2 separate regions of the Mus musculus genome follow, and region 1 is linked to region 2. Evidence: chromatin loops called from intact Hi-C (ENCODE). Cell type or tissue: left cerebral cortex. All regions are shown on one strand.

The links. Peaks named below come from ENCODE experiments on the same cell type or tissue, not always from the same donor. Only the 100,000 strongest peaks of a DNase experiment are listed, where the experiment ranks them.
Region 1: a loop joins it to region 2, with 2.7 times the contacts of the local background. A loop is called at or near these places in 2 of 42 quality-filtered maps.

The regions. Positions count from the first base shown.
Region 1 is chr13:30,781,850-30,789,849 of GRCm38, reverse strand. It overlaps a transcript of Exoc2 not described here. Among named protein-coding and RNA genes, the nearest start is that of Irf4, 37 kb to the right of the region's middle. In left cerebral cortex, no CTCF peak of the experiment used is centred here; DNase peaks (open chromatin) are centred at 3,314, 3,954, 4,359, 4,930 and 1 more place; H3K27ac peaks cover 1,725 bases.
Region 2 is chr13:30,860,996-30,868,995 of GRCm38, reverse strand. Exoc2 (exocyst complex component 2) reads left to right here. Exons shown (of 28, transcript NM_025588.2): 21 at 958-1,024; 22 at 4,049-4,165. Among named protein-coding and RNA genes, the nearest start is that of Hus1b, 83 kb to the left of the region's middle. In left cerebral cortex, a CTCF peak has its summit at 4,759 (motif pointing left); DNase peaks (open chromatin) are centred at 3,286 and 4,742; H3K27ac peaks cover 678 bases.

The DNA of each region.
Region 1 (8,000 bases), 79 kb after region 2:
ACCAAGAGCAAAGACGCAGAGGGCAAATCCAAGCCACCCACTGCAATGGGTCCATGCCCCAGAATGCCTGTTTGGTCTTTGTGGGTAACAAGGGGGAGTTGGGGAACACATATGTGATGTCCCTGTTTCTTAAATGTGTATAGTTCTGTTGCAATAAATCAGAGACAAATGTATAATTCTTATTAAATTAATTTATGACTACTTTTATCCCATTTTTTTTTTTTCAGCCTCTAAAACTCTCAGAAACCTGAGGCAGGAGGATCACAAGATTGAAGCCAATCTAGGTTTTATAGCAAGACCTAAAGAAGGGAGAATAAAAGAAGAATCAGATGTACTGGGAGTCCCAGCCCCTCTCATCTTCTCCCACTACAGGAATGGCCCTGTTCCTGGCAGTAACAGGAAGCTCGCCTAGAACATCAGAGGGAAGCACAGCATCCCAGGTTCACTAGGAAACAACTGAGGTGCCCATTGTGGCCACCAGGCCTAGGTCCTACCACCACAGAGCCTGGGAAGAGACTTATGCTGGGAACCAGCTGGGAGCTGGAGTGAGGAACACCTAGGTCAGGTACTCTACTTCCGTCCAACTTCCCCAGAGAGAACGTCTTGCACTCTGCCGAGGCAAACTTCCATTCACATTACAGTTTTGTCAAGCAAAATCTCCTTTGCTTACTGTGAAATCCCTGCCTTTCTTTTCCGTGCTTCCAGCCCGTGGATCTCAGTCACCTCTTAAATAATTCATAATACCTGTCACCCAAGGCTAGGAGCCACAGCAGAGGAGTGAAGGCCAAATCCCTTGTGGATGATGAATCTCTCTCCTGCTCCCATGCGGAATCTCTGTGACACCCAGAAGAGACGTTTAAGAATTCCATAAGCTTGATGAGCTGTGTAAAAGCAGCAGCTGTGTTTATTATCAATTATTATTATTATTATTATTTGCTTAGAAAATGAAAGGCAAACGGTCTAAGACTAAAAGATCGACTGTTAAGGGCCATGCAGCACCTATAAATGGAGTGTGTTTATCCCAGCAAAAATAGACAGAGCAATTGTATGTTACAAAGGTCCCAGAGGTGGGACCCAGAGGAAAGGGTTTACTGGCTCACTCATTCCAGTCATCCTCTATCACTGGAGGAAGTCAGAGCAGGAACTCAAGCAGGAACCTGGAGGCAGGAGCTGAAGTCCAAAGAAAGCCCGCTTCCTGGCTGCCCTCCGTGTCTTGCTCAGCTTCCTTTTTAGAGAACCCATGACCACCAGGCCAGAGGTGGCACCACCCACAGTGGGGAGGGCCCTGGCCCTCCCACATCAATCATGAATCAAGAAACTGTCCCCACAGACTTGCCTCCAGGACTGCCTAATGGAGGCACCGTTTCAGTGAAGGTTCCCTCTTCCCAAATTATTCTAGTTTATGTCAGGTTAACAAAAACTGGTGTGAGTTGGATGTCCCTTGAGGGTCCTTGTGATTAACTGCCTGGTTTCCAGGGTGGAGCCATTTGTAAATGGTAGAACTTTTAGGAAGTAGGACCCAGTGTGAGGTTCTTCCATCAGGAAGATATGCCCCAGAAGGGACTGTGGGATCTCAGCTCCTCCCTAACTTCCCGTGGGAGATGTAAACTTCCCACACACATGCACACACATGCTCAAGTTCCTCCAATCTGATGTGACTGTAGAAGGAGTTCTTCTCCAGACATGAGCTGATGCAAGCCACAGCCCACACCTCCAAGACTGAGCTAAATCAACTGCCCCGGGTATTTTATTGCAGTACTGAAAGCTGACTAATGCTTTGAGCTGACTGATGCAGCCAACCTAAATGTCAGCAACAGACAATTAAGAAACAAAGTGCGGTGCTTAGTAACACGGGTTCACTGTCACACAGTCTTGGAAGACCTTTTATTTTACAAGTGAACAGCAAAATTGCATTTATACTGAGATTGCAGCCAACACATGAATATGCACAGGCATTGGAAGCGTCCAAAGAAGCTTTTGTTCTTTGGTGGGATGTTCAGGAGCCCTTCCCAAGAGGGGTTGTACTGAAGAGCCCCGCCCCAGGGCATGTGGTGCTGAGGAGCCCCACCCCCAGGACATGTGATACTGAGGAGCCCCACCCCCAGGACATGTGATGCTGAGGAGCCCCACCCCCAGGACATGTGGTGCTACTGAGCAGGAGGCAGAGAGGGAGAAGAGCTTCTAGCTTTCCATGTGTTGCTTCCTCCACTGCACTCTCTGATGTCCCAGCACTAAGGGGGCAGGGTGCCCATGAGAAACAGGTCCATCCTCCTGGACCTTAGGCCTTAGTTATAATTACCGTGCAGTTGTAACTTGTGAACTACATACAATCCACAATGACCACCACCACTACCACCACCTCGGGATTTCCTTCACAATCACTTAAGTATCTGATCAGGAAACAAATATGGTTGACATAGAGGCTTAGAAGCTATGGAGGTGACTATGTGGCAGAACGCTTCAAGAGAATTGAGGGAGATCTGTTTTGTAAGGCATGTGATCTCTGGCTCTGAATTGTTCCTAGAGGTCTAAAAATAGGACTGTGCATAAATGGTTCATTGACCAGTGCTGGATTCATCGGAGGGGAGAGGTCATCCACGGTTGATCCTATTGTGAGTGTGTGTGGTGGGGGAGTGACAACAATCAGGGCCACTGTGTTTTCTGGGAGGCTTGACAAGGTCCACATCCAAACTCAGGAATCCCTCCCCTGGAGCCCAGGACTGTCCCTGCATATGGGTGGCCTCCATGTGTCACTGAGCCTGGGTGCTGACAACCCTGGGTCTTTAGAAGCATATGCAGAGGAGGAGGCAGGCTAACCAAGGGACTAGGAGGCATGATGGCAGATGGAGTGTGTGTGTGTGTGTGTGTGTGTGTGTGTGTGTGTGTGTGTGTCCAGGAGAAAGCTATAACAACCTGTCACAGTGAATCAGTAAAGGGAAAATCAGCTGTTCTTGACAGCCTAGCTCATGTCCCAGGCCTGGGCCCCTCCCAGGAGTGGGGCCAGGTACTCTGGCACATCTCCTCTGTTCTGAACCTGCATCCTGACTGCTCCCACACAGACTGTGACTCATCAGTCAGTCCATCCAGAGACAGTGGTCCAGAACTTCCCTGTGGAACATGGAAGAGGCCACATTTCTTAGTTGTTGCCAGGCAAACCAGGACAGATGACTACCCTACCCTTATGGGAGAGCCTTCTGGTGCCATACCACGATGTTGATAGAGTTCCTAGACAAAAAAACTGCACATGGTGGCCACCTGCAGTCTGAAGGGAGATGCTGTAACCTTCCTGACAGCTTTGCAGACACCTCTGCCTTCCAAATCTCTCACTGTTAGAGTACTGAGCAGGCGCATAGCAGCGTTGGAGGGGGAGCTTGAGGTGTGGGATGAGCAGGCTGGGCCAGCTGAGTGGGCTGAGGGAAGAAGGGGAGAGGCAGGGACTGAGGTGTGAGCTGGTAGCAGGCAGGCTCCTCCAGTATATTACTCATGTGTGTGCCCTTGGCAAGGGGAAGGAAACACTGGCACACTGTGCACCCACATGAGACGACACAAGTCACTTCCTCTCACATGCTGCCTGCCGTAGTAGGTGACTGAGGGAGCTACACTTCAGAAATATGAAGTCTTTCCATGATGTCTGTAAACAGCTGAGACTATCCAGAAAGGGGAATGAAGCTATAGATAATAGCCTCTTGAGTGGCCTGCAGCCTCCTGGCTTCTGTAGGCAGTAGTAGGCTGGGATGGGATGCTGGAATCCAATGTGATGGTAGATGGGAAGGGCTAGGATGGGGCGGGATAGAGTGAGGTGGGGTGGGGTGGGATGAAGATGGACACCTTCTGGCTGGCCTGGAGTTTGGGGCAAAGACTGTTTTGTTTATTAGGAAGATGAGACAAGAAGCAGAAATCTCAGCAGACAGGACAGAGCCCCCACGCAGGGAAGTTTGGTCCCAAGTGTGCCCGCATTACCGAGCCTGTCTGTGGTTTGTAGTGTAGCATCCCTTCTGTGAACCACAGATAAAGGATGGAAACTCAGCTGCATATGAGATGATGTGAGGGAAAGGTGTCTGACTGACTGGAAAGTGCTGGACAGATGCCAGATGCTTCATGGCTACCTCAGCCACAGGTCAGAGGCCACAGGTCACAGGTAACAGAGGGGTGTTTATCACACAGCCCTGGCCACTGCTGTGTCTCCATGTGGCTGCAGTGAGATGGTCTTGCACAATAGTTTTCAGCAAGCTGACTTCTGAGAACAGCTTCTACAACACCCTCTCCTCAGGCTCCACAGTTTCCAAGGCCCAGTCTGGCAGGAGTGACCTAGCTACACCCTGTCAGCCTATCATCAGGATTCTTCTGGGACATTTTGGTTTCCTTGTGTTTTCTAATATTGTCAGATATCCAGTCTTACATTGGGGCCGTTGCATGGGCTTGCTGCATATGCAAAGAACAAAAAAATCTTATTGTCAGTGCCAGTGGATTGGTGAACGTGCTTGGCGCTTTACTTCAGGAAACAGGAAGTCATTTTCCTTCCTGCTAGATTCAGATAAACCTGAAATAAAGAAAAATGATAGATATTAGGATACTTTAATTGCTTTGTGCATCTCTGTTACATAAGAAGTAGGCTCTGTACTTTAAAATGGGTTTCCTGCTTGGCATGATGTCTAGCCTGTGTTCCAAGGGACAGAGGGGTAGGAGTCACGAACTCTGGCCATGAGTAGAAAGAATGGACGAGTGATGGGTGACTCTCCCCGCTAGATTAGTGGTGGTGGAGGGGGGTGGGGACAGGGAACGTGACCAGTGATTTAAAAGTGCTTTCTGCAGTAAGCTTAAAGTCTGTAAAATGTAAGCTGTGTGAGGCGTGTGTGGCATCCTGGGACCGCTGCTGCTGTACACTTCAAAAATGGCTAATGATGTCACAACTGTTTTCACAAAAATAGAATCAAATCCAGGAGACAGGACTCAGCTCAGTCTGCAGTTTGTAGCCCCAGTAAGCTGTTGGATGCTGGCCTTTCCCTCACAACATCATTATGACAGTCATAAGGAAGGGGAGGCCAAGGCATTGAGCTCTTTGCCACACACCCCGGACCCACCAACCCAGGGAGTGGGCATGCAAACAGGAGTGTTTCTAAAGGACATCAGTGGGCCTTTGTTAACTCCTTCATGGAGAAACATGCATAACCTCTGTGCTGCTTCATACATGTGTAAGCATGTACTATCCATGTCCTCAAGTCCACTACACGCACACCCTCCTTCCAAAGAAGGACAAATGAGGGCATGAAGACCACACAGTCAGGGTGCCAGAGATGAACTCGGGCTCCCCAAACAATCCAGGTGACCTCTCTCTCCTTCATCTGTCAAGAGGGATGGTTGAAATAGGACCTTCACACCAACCAGCTTCAATAAATCTATTAACGTCTCTCAGCTGACTTTCTTTTTTTTTTTTATTTATAAAACAGAGTTTATTCAGGGCATGAGAAGGGAAGTTAAGAGGGTAGTAGAAGCAGAGAAAGGCAGAGAGAGAGAGAGAGAGAGAGAGAGAGAGAGAGAGAGAGAGAGAGAGAGAGAGAGAGAACACTAACATGCCCTAAAGGAACACTGGGCCACGCAGCTTCTGCCAGGTCCACACACTCTCACAGTACCATTTTGCTCCCTTGGCGCAGGGAAGCCTAGTCACTCTGGCTGCAGGGCTGTGATTACAGGCCCCTGAGCGCTGCTGTGGCCAGGTTCACGTTTTGCGCCGTTACCCTAACGAGATGCCACCTTTAATTTTAGCTAATAAGGTAGAGATCTGAAGAAGATAGAAAAACTAAAGGTAAGTGCTCCTGTCCTGTCCTTCTGAGGATGTGGACCTCCTCGAAACCCAGGTTGGTTAAAGTCTCCCCGCTGCACCTGTCTGTAACTTTTAAACCAGCATCCACAGTCACGATGAGATTATCAAGCAGAGCAGCTGCCTTGGAGAACAGTAAAACCACTCCTCTGGATTAAAGGTGGGCTTACTATGTACTACAGCTGAGGGCATACCCAAACAAGCTGCAGGCGGGAGTCTGTGATGGCCACCCTGGTCCCCTCCCAAAGGTACATAGCAGCATTACTTACAATAACCAAAGACGAAAGCCATACACACACACACATCGGTCAGCGGCCAGACTGATAAGCAAAATGTAGCAAGCAGTAGGATGCTACTGGGCCATGAAAGGAAGGAAATTCTTGCCCATGCTACATAACAGCATGGATGAAACTTGAGGTCCTTGTGACCCAAGCTATAGGACAGTCAAAAAGGGGAAACATTGATATGAAACTGCTAGAGGAGTTAAATTTGTGGAAATGCAAGGAAGAATGGAACTCGCCAGGGGTCTGGGTCGGGGGGGGGGGGGAGATGAGGGTTTGGGTTTAACCAGTGCAGAGCTTTAGTTTGGAAAGAGGAAAAGGTCCTGATGGTGGATGGTGGTGACAAAGTCACAGCCACTTGGCTGGGTTTAATGCCACTAAACTGAGTAATTAAAAATGGCCAGGATGATGGACACATTTTAATACACATGTATTTTAAAAGTTGGAGCACACATTTCCTCCGTCTTGTATTCTCTACATGCAGCCCAGAGCCTGATGCTCTTCACCTCTTTCTAGAGAGGACACAATGCATTCTCTTAACCTGTACAACACTTGCTGGGGAGACCAGCCAAATACCATGCGGGGCATGACAGCCGGTGGCAAGAGGTTTAGGTGTGATGGTGAAACCAGGGATGGACAGTCTTCTGCATCACCACAGGAGACATCTGTAGCGTAGCTGGTATTTTCCAATCAGAGCTGAGGCCAGGGCCAAGCTGAGACAGTGGCCAGAAGTCACTGGTTCTACTTGGAGGGTCTCCCCATCTATGAGTGGGACCCAGCCTAAGCCGTCCCTCTAGGAGACTGTTGAAGCGCAACTCCAGGTCCCGACAGAGGATGCAGGTTCCAGCACATGAGAAGAGGTAGCAGAACGGAGAGTATTGATCTCCTGAATATCCGCATTCTAGCCCTGGGCCAGAGATGCAGCTTCTGTAGCCTCCACCCATCAGTGCCTCGGGCTGATAGAGATTCCTGTCTTTCCCCTCCTCACTCGCTCACCTAATCAAAACCAAATGAGGCTGCTAGCAGGGAAACAGCCTCTAGTGTTTCAGTTCATGCCAGTATCAATGGCCAAGGATCTGGGGAACCACAGAGCGTTTCTAATAACTGAAGAACTGTGTGTGACCCGGGCGTTTTCCCCTTACAAGCTGACAGTTGATCAGCAGAGAATGAAAATGCAGTCATTGAAATGAGTCAGAGCTCAGCCTTTTCACTTGGCCACTCTTGCCTCTATCTGACCCCAGGACCACAGCCTTTTCATGTATGTCTTCCCCGCCCGGCCCAGCCACAGGACTCCCCAGCCTAAGGTATGCACAGTTACCACACTTCGTGAGGAAGGGGCAGAATAAACACAAACGATCCCTGTGTATCCTCGCTACAACGAAGTGACTGTTTCTAACAATGCAACTCTCACTGTGATGATACAATGTTTATTCCCTGGGCACAATCTGAGGTCTACTCAAATCATATGTCTAGGACCAGCTGACTTCTCCCTAAATACACTGGCCATGTCTGGAGATTCTGCCCCTTTCTTTGAGAGGCAGTTGTGGCCAGTCCAAGCCGGGGCTCTTTCTCACTATGCTCTTGGTTATTTTAGGCTTATCTCAGTGACTCACCAGTGAAATGTAACCCCAGTCAGTGGGTGGTCCCTGGGGTATTATAGCCTATCCCAGCACACAAGGTGCAGGTAGGGAGGAGGTCAGCTGCCCAGGACTCAAGTGTGGTTCTGGGGCTGGGCACTCACAAAGCCACTCAGAAGCCGGTGTTGTCATGAAGGGTGAAGCAAAACTGTGACTGAAGGACTTAGCCTGGCCCATGGTAAGCATGCTGCAGGGGCTGTGGGAGGCCTTTAGGTGCTGGGATTTGGGGATTTGTCCACACTGTCTAACTTTTCCTGGGGACTC
Region 2 (8,000 bases):
CTATTGGAGGTGGATTCTTCGAATTCCCTCTCCTCAATGTTGGGTATTTTGGCTAAGGTCATCCCCATTGGGTCCTTAGAGCCTCTCATCTCCTGAGTCTCTGGCATTTTCTAGAGGGTCCCCCCATCCCCTACCACACCCCACACCCCTACCTGACCTTGTTCCCCTTTCCCAGGTCTTCTTTGACTTGACTTTTTTTTTATGAGACTTATTATCCCAATCAATCTTTTCTTGTTACTTTGCTAAAATTCCTGTTTCATACACATTCTAAGGCGTATTGCAGGCATTTCTGAACTTTCTCTTCTGCCATATTTATTCAAATATACTTTATTTCAGTTAGTGCTATTTTAATTACCATTTGTTTATATTTCAACTCTTTCTAGATCGGTATCTTTTTATTTTATTTCTATTTTTTTCTATTTTAGCATATTATTTGCTATTTCATCATGTTAGACTTACATACGAATTCAAGTCAATCAAGTTAACGAAAAATTCTGTTAAGGTGTTACTTATGATTCTGTTAAATTGGTAATTAATTAATGGGTTAGCTAGTCTGTTCTCCCCTTAGATCTTATTATGTTTTTGATTGCTTTTGAGTTATAAACTAATTTCTTAGCTCACCTTTAAGTAGGTTTCAAATCTGAAAGTGGGTTTCAAATCTTCCCCTGGGAATTCTGATAGGCAAAAACATTTTAATTATATGAGTATTATTTGGTTTTTTGGCATTTAGTAGTTTATTTTTAAACATAATGCAGTCAGTTGAGTATTGAGAATGCCCCCAAATAAGTTTTATATGGCTCAGAATAAAAGATAGTCCTTAGTGCTTTTTTATGATAATAATAATTAAGTACAAAGAAAATCTACAGAGTTATACAGCCATTTTCATCAAAACATTTGGAGTTATTGGTTTTGTGTGAGTTTTAATTATGACTGTTGTTTTGCCTCTTCTGCCTTTAGTCTTTCTGTTGATGTTTCTTCTCCTGATTTGTTTGGAAGCATCCATGAAGACTTCAGTTTGACTTCAGTAAGTAAAATGGCAAGCACAGAGAATGAAGTGTATCATGCTAAAGGGAGTGGCTGTGGTAGTCAGCTTAAGTCACTTGAGCCAGAAACATCATCCCATGTTAAGATGGCCACTGTGGTGACTGCAGTATACATTTTGGGGTTACGTAAACAGACGCAATACAGCACCTGCATCTTGAGTGTTAAAAGTGCCTCGGCTGTTTCCTGCTGCTGCAGAGTTGCCTGGATGGACAGGTGGGGAAGCAGAAGGCATGACATTTCCTTCCTGGCATTTGCCCTTCCAGCCTTCTTTTTTCCTCCCAGTCCCCTCTTTTATTTGAACATAGGTTATATGACAAAGCCAAAACCAAATCCCTGTAAGCAATCTGATAGAGGCATTTTCTCAATTGAGGTTCCTTTTCCCAGATAACTCTAGCTTATAGGAAACAAAAACAAAACAAAACAAAACACAGTAAGAACAAGTGTCAAGAGCTAAGGGAAGCCATGAAGTGGATTGAAATAGCTGTTCCATGTGAATCTAGGAAGAAAGTGGGGTAGAGGAGATGGACCTGAAGGAAGGAGCCTTTGAAACTCAGACTGTACCAGCCACCTGTCCCAACTATGCTTTTGTTTTCTTGGTCTCTCAGAAGGAGCCTTATTAATGCACAGTGACCGTTCTGATCTTTGTTCCCTTCCCAGCTCCCAGCAAACGCTGTGTAACCCATCAGCCATGTCCTAGCTGATTTGTGTGCACCCTGACTTGGAGGGCTACTCCAAGCCTCCCATCTTTCTCTAGTTAGAGAGGAGAGCAAGGTGGTTCCATGTCCATCTCCCAAGAGGTGCGGAGGTGCACCAGGTTGTCAGCGGTCTCCCAGGGTTTTCACTTTCACTCCTCACAACAGCTTACCTGTCCATCACTTCCCAAGTTATGTTCCTTTGTTTCCAAAATCTGTGCCTGTGTTCTTCCCTAGTGGAGGGATCTCATCAGATCTGACTTGTGTTCTGAGAGGACCCAGATCCTCTCAGGGTTGTATTATTCAGAAGGAAATGGATAACATTGAAAAAGATCTAGATTTTGAGTCAGAAGACTTTATTCACAGTCTCAAGGGTTCATTGCTGGTGCTGACTAGGAGTACAGAGAAGTACTACATAAGACTCATTCCTTCATATACAGAGACTATTATGGTCAAATGTACATCTCTATACCAGGTACAAACAAACTTCAGATTAACCATCTAAGTTTAAGAATTAGATTCTTGTTATTCTGTTTTCTTCCCACTTTCATGTAATGTTCAATATAACATACACAAACAAAATGTACTTGCTGAGAGTTAGTCTTTAGATTACTGAAGTAGTTCTCACTTTGAAGAGGGTCCAGAAGTCTTGTAATGGAGAAACCAAGTCAGCACAGTGGGGGAACAGGGCAGGATAGACTTGCACACTCAATCAACTAGAATGGAAGTCTTAATCCTAAATGAAAGACTGGTAAAGGACAGGCTTGAAGCCACTTGAGACATTGAGGGGGTTCTGTGTGTTTGGAGTAGCTGCTGCAAAGTCATTTACTTCCTGCACTATGAGAAGAATGTGTTAGGATAAAACAGAAGGTAGCAGAAGGGAAGATGGCCTCACATGCCCAGCTAGCTTAGTTTCTCTGCCATTCTGCCATATATTCACTTTAGAAAAATAATGTCATTTACAGTATGACTTCCTCTGGCCTTTTTTATATTCCATTTCCTATCTAAAAGTTATTTCAGGGCCCCTAGCAGCAGCCTTCTGTTTTTCTGGGCTATTTAATGGTGTTGTAGGCTTTATATATGCCTGTTGATGACCAAAAAGCCAGGCGTACATATGTACATATATATATAATTGGTTTTTTGAGACAAGGTTTCTCTGTATAGCCCTGGCTGTCCTGGAATTCACTTTGTAGACCAGGCTGGCCTCGAACTCAGAAATCCACCTGCCTCTGCCTCCCAAGTGCTGGGATTAAAGGCATGCACCACCACGCCTGGCTTTTTGTGCTGAAAATAATGACAGGCACTTGTAATGAAGAAGTGGGGAGATATATAATTACCAGAAGATGGATTTGCTTGCTTATTGACTTTAGAGACTTTAGTTCATCCTTTAGTCCCCACACCTCAAAGAGCAAGAACCTCTGTTTTTCTGCATTTTCTCCCCTGGAGTACTTAACTGTAAGTTACTCTGATTCTGCACAGAAAGAGTAACCAAGTGTGGGTGAGAACTGTTCCTGGAAAGTGGTTTTGCCTTAGTTTTAGTCAAGGATCTCCACTGAGGGCCCTGGATGAGTCACCATTCCAGAGAATGCCTCCCACTTATAGGAGCTCAGGCCCAGGCTGCCCTGAAGTGAACCACAGCAGCAGCAGAGCAGGGGCCATTCCTAGAATTTTATTTACAGATAGAGTTCTTCTGAACTGTAAAAATCCACTGTATTCATTAGACTACAATTATAGTCTAACAATTTTGTAAGGAATTGTTTAGGTGGACAGAGCCTTGAAGACTGTAACAGCAGGAGGCATTCTTCCCCTCTCCCTGTCTTTTGGGGAGGCTGGCATGGACATGGGATGGGACTGGGCCCCAGGACACTGGGCCAAGGAAGGAACAAGGAGCCCTTCAGATAGATAGTATGGCATTAAAATGTTCTCTCAAGTTGTGGATGATTCATAAACCATTTTCTAATAGTTCCTACACTTTATGTAGTTATTCATAATATCAACTTGTTTGGCCTTTGTGTACATAAAATGTTAAATGGAACATTTGACTCTTCCTTTGGAGGATATTGGAAGTAGGACACAGAGCCTTGAGCATTCCAGAAAAGGTTTCACTGTTGAGTTTCTACCCCAAATCCCTGTTTAAATCCTCAGTGTTATGCTTCTCTGTGTGTTAATTTTAGGACACAGCCAAGAAAACCAAGGCATAGGATATTGATGTTAAAGGGCAGAAGCCTATCACTGTACTTAATACAAGATCAGGATTATCTCTTAAATTCACCAGTACTGTCTAAGTTTGTTATGGTCTGTTTGAATTACAGGAGCAGAGGCTTTTGATAGTCCTGAGTAATTGCTGCTATTTAGAACGTCACACCTTCCTAAACATAGCAGAACATTTTGAAAAACACAACTTCCAGGGAATAGAGAAAATAACACAGGTAAGTGCTTTGTAGTTAGTAGGCAAGTCCAGCGCTTTGCCACATTATCGTCTCAGCACCTCTTGCCTCCCTGTACCCCAGTTCCCCAGGCCCCATGCTCACTCTTCACCCTACCCATCTGAGAATGATTTCCTTCCTCACTTTAAATTGTTAATGTAACACTGCTTTACTCAGGAGCAAAACTGTCTGATGGTTGAACTGGTTAACTTAACCCTGTTCTAAAAGTCTGTTCAAAGGTCAGGCAAGACAATCAGGAGAAAAAAGTCAAACCTAAATCTAAGAATCTTCCCCATTGACTCCTGACGGAAGAAACCTTGAGGCACTGCTGAGAGCAACCCTGATCCTAACTGCAAGGGATCACTTCCTGCTGATCCAACCTCTGCCTCCTGTCTTCTCTTCCCGACTGCAGCCCTCCCTTAGCCTGTCTGCTTAAGCACACCCTGTTCTCCTGAGGCTGGCCCTTCCTTCCTTCCTTCCTTCCTTCCTTCCTTCCTTCCTTCCTTCCTTCCTTCCTTCCTTCCTTCCTTCCTTCCTTCCTGACTTCACTACAACTTTTGCTTGCTTCGCGCTCCACCTGCTGGATGTAGGCAAAAATGTGCATGTGCATGCAGATCAGTGGAACCAGTTTTGTGCTTTAGAATGTTTGCTGTCTTGTTTATAGTTTTTCAAATAAGCAGAAAGGGAGAGAGAGGAAAAAAAAAGAAGTTCCTTGTTGCTAAAGGTTGGCTAGTTCCTGAGCAAAGTTTATCAGATTTCTGGGTAAAACTGAGCCACTGTCTAATGCCAGCATACTTTTCTCAGTGAAGAAAAGAAGAAAGATAATCATCTTGTCAATCATATAATCAGAGTTTACTCTCAGTGGACGATCTACTTTTTATAAATGATGCTTCCAGTTCGTAAACTGGCTTGGGTTTTTTTTTTTTAAATAAATGAAAATGTCAGAGTGGGTGGCTCTGTCTTGTTTTCCTGCCTTTCGTAAAGATTAATCATCCTGCTGATAAATGTTGTGACTTGAGGCTTTGAGGTTGAATGTCTAGTTTATTTCCAGAAAGCTTTCATGTTCATAATTACAAGATCTGTGCAAGGGGGAGGAGGCTTTGTTTTTATTCAGAAAAATCGTAACGTGACTGTATGTACATATGAAGAACTTTATTGTTTTTGCCCTTAATGATATGTGATGTCATTAAGAATTGCATATGAAAGAAGCAATGTTTGACATTTAAGTTTTTGTGAAATAATAAGCAGAAATTATGTTGCTTTACTTTATACTATTAAGAAGCAAAATGAAACTAATATAAAGGGAGGTTTTTGATCTCTTTTCCAGTCTGTGTCTGAATCACAGAGAAAGGTAATATGAAGGCCCGGGGAGAGCGCAGAATAAGCAGTAGGCTTTTTGACCACTCAGCAGTATGAGCTTTAAAAAAATTATTTCTTGAGTGTCTTGAAACTATTCAGTTGTGGCTGCAGTGACTAGAGTAAAGCGATGTGGACACCCACTGGCTGTACTGTGTGCCGTGTGCCGAAGCTCTCATTTTCATGGTGTCAAGCAAGAAAAACCCACTTGCTCTGAAGAAAAAAATAGGTCACTCATAGCCCTTATTTTTCACAGTTCATGATATACTCAAGGAAATGAAACTAATTGATTAATGTGCATCATTTTAACATGCGACACTAAGTGGTGATTCACTAGATAAGAATATCCCTGTAAGGTTCCACCTTAAAGCAGGCCCCTTGAGGCCTCTGTAACTTCTGGGTCACAGGGAGCAACTGCTGTGTGCCTAGAAAGTTCCACCTACTCATCCATTTTCTCGTTGTATTTGTTAAAGACCTAATTACACATATGTGCACACACACACACTCTTGACTTTTTTTAATTTATTTTTTTAATTAGGTATTTTCTTCATTTACATTTCAAATGCTATCCCAAAAGTCCCCCAGACCCTCACCCCCACACACACACTCCCCTACCCACCCACTCCCACTTCTTGGCCCTGGCGTTCCCCCGTACTGAGGTATATAAAGTTTGCAAGACCAAGGGGCCTCTCTTTCCACTGATGGCCGACTAGGCCATCTTCTGCTACATATGCAGCTACAGACACAAGCTCCGGGGGTACTGGTTAGTTTTAATTGGTTCTTTGTGAGTTTCACATCACGCTCTCCAGTCCTGCACACCTCCCCATCCCAGCATATCTGCCCTTTGCTCTTGCAATCTACCTCCCTTCCCAATACACACAAACAAACAAATAAACAAACAAAAGCAAAGCATAGAAAACTATCTCATCATGGAAGAATGAAAATGTCACAATGTATGCCATGGTATACTGCCTCTGTCCACACACTTTCACTTTCAAATGTTCATTGCAATGACCTAACTATATTTTTGAAAAGGAGAGATAAAAATCAAGGTCATCTTTAATGTACTAGACTAAGTATTTATTTAATAAGACATATCCCTTCTGACTTGTCCCGTCACCCCCATAGTAAGTCTAGACCTGTCCCGAGTCACCTGCATTCACACACAGTGGATCCGTATCTCCTCACTCCCCGTCGCTGACCTCACGTGGGACCCCGAGATTTGTAAGCTCCTGGTAATACATACCCACGTTGCTTTGGGGGGGGGGGGGCTGATCACATTGTGTTTTGATCATCGTTTCCCAGCATAATTTTTAATTGTATAATATCCATTTGTATACTTTAATTTGCATGGAAAATGACTGCTTTTACATTTTTATTGCCTGTGTTGTAGAAGAAATAGCTAGGAAGCATGTAGAGACCAAGGGAGATACAGAGGTTTGTTCTGAGGATGGAGACCAAATACAACACAGATCGAACTCCTCAGGAACATTTGTTGAGAATATCAGATCTGTGTGGAGGATAAGCCTTAACATGTTATTTTATTGTGGCAGCTATAAAGATGTAATTCCAGGGACTTGGGGGGGGGGGCGGGCGCGTGCATATGTTAGATGCAATCAATATTAAGGAAGCAAAGCTATACAACTGATTTACTATTTGTATAGTTAAAGATTCTTCCTGTCTGGAGAATGCAGACATTGATTAAGTATTAAATGCATTACTGAACTTCTATTTAAGCTCCTAACCAGAAATTCCACTCAGGAGGGTAAGGGGACAGTTTCTTTTCATCACAGATGCAGGCAAATCTTTTATATCTAGCAACCAATTTAAAGTATTTCTTACGACTTGAACCATAGGTATTATGTCCATTAGGTCCATTCTTTTTAGCTTACCTGAGTATACTTCTTAGACCTTGAGGCATTTGAATTTACTGATGAATTTATGAATCACTGCAGCCGTGTTTCCTTCCTGCTGTGTTATCTGTGGCTCTGCTTGTTTCGTCTTCCTCATTTCTTCATCAGACTACGTTCATTAAATTTTGCTAAGAAGGTATTTTTAATGTTTTATTGATTCTTTGAGAATTTCATATCATGCACCCTAATCCCACTCATTTCCCACTCCTTTATATCTGCCCTCCACCCTTGCAACCACCCCCCAAAGAAAACCAAACCAAACCAAACTAAAACAACAACAAAACATCTTGTCATGGAAACTGTAGTATGTCACAGTGTGTGTCATATGGTACACCCTTTTGTCTCCACATTTTACCTTGCAAATGTTTGTTGTAATCAGTCATTGGTCTGGTTTGAGGCCTCTGGCTTCTGCTATACTATCAACCCTGGATCCTCACTAGGACTCTTCTCTGATATCCTGTTGTTGCCCTGTGTCATGGAGATCTTGGAGGTTTGGATCTGCCAGACCAGCTCCTTTATCAGCTCCAGCAGTTCATAAATGGGGTAGATCTTGGAGTGGGCTAACTAAA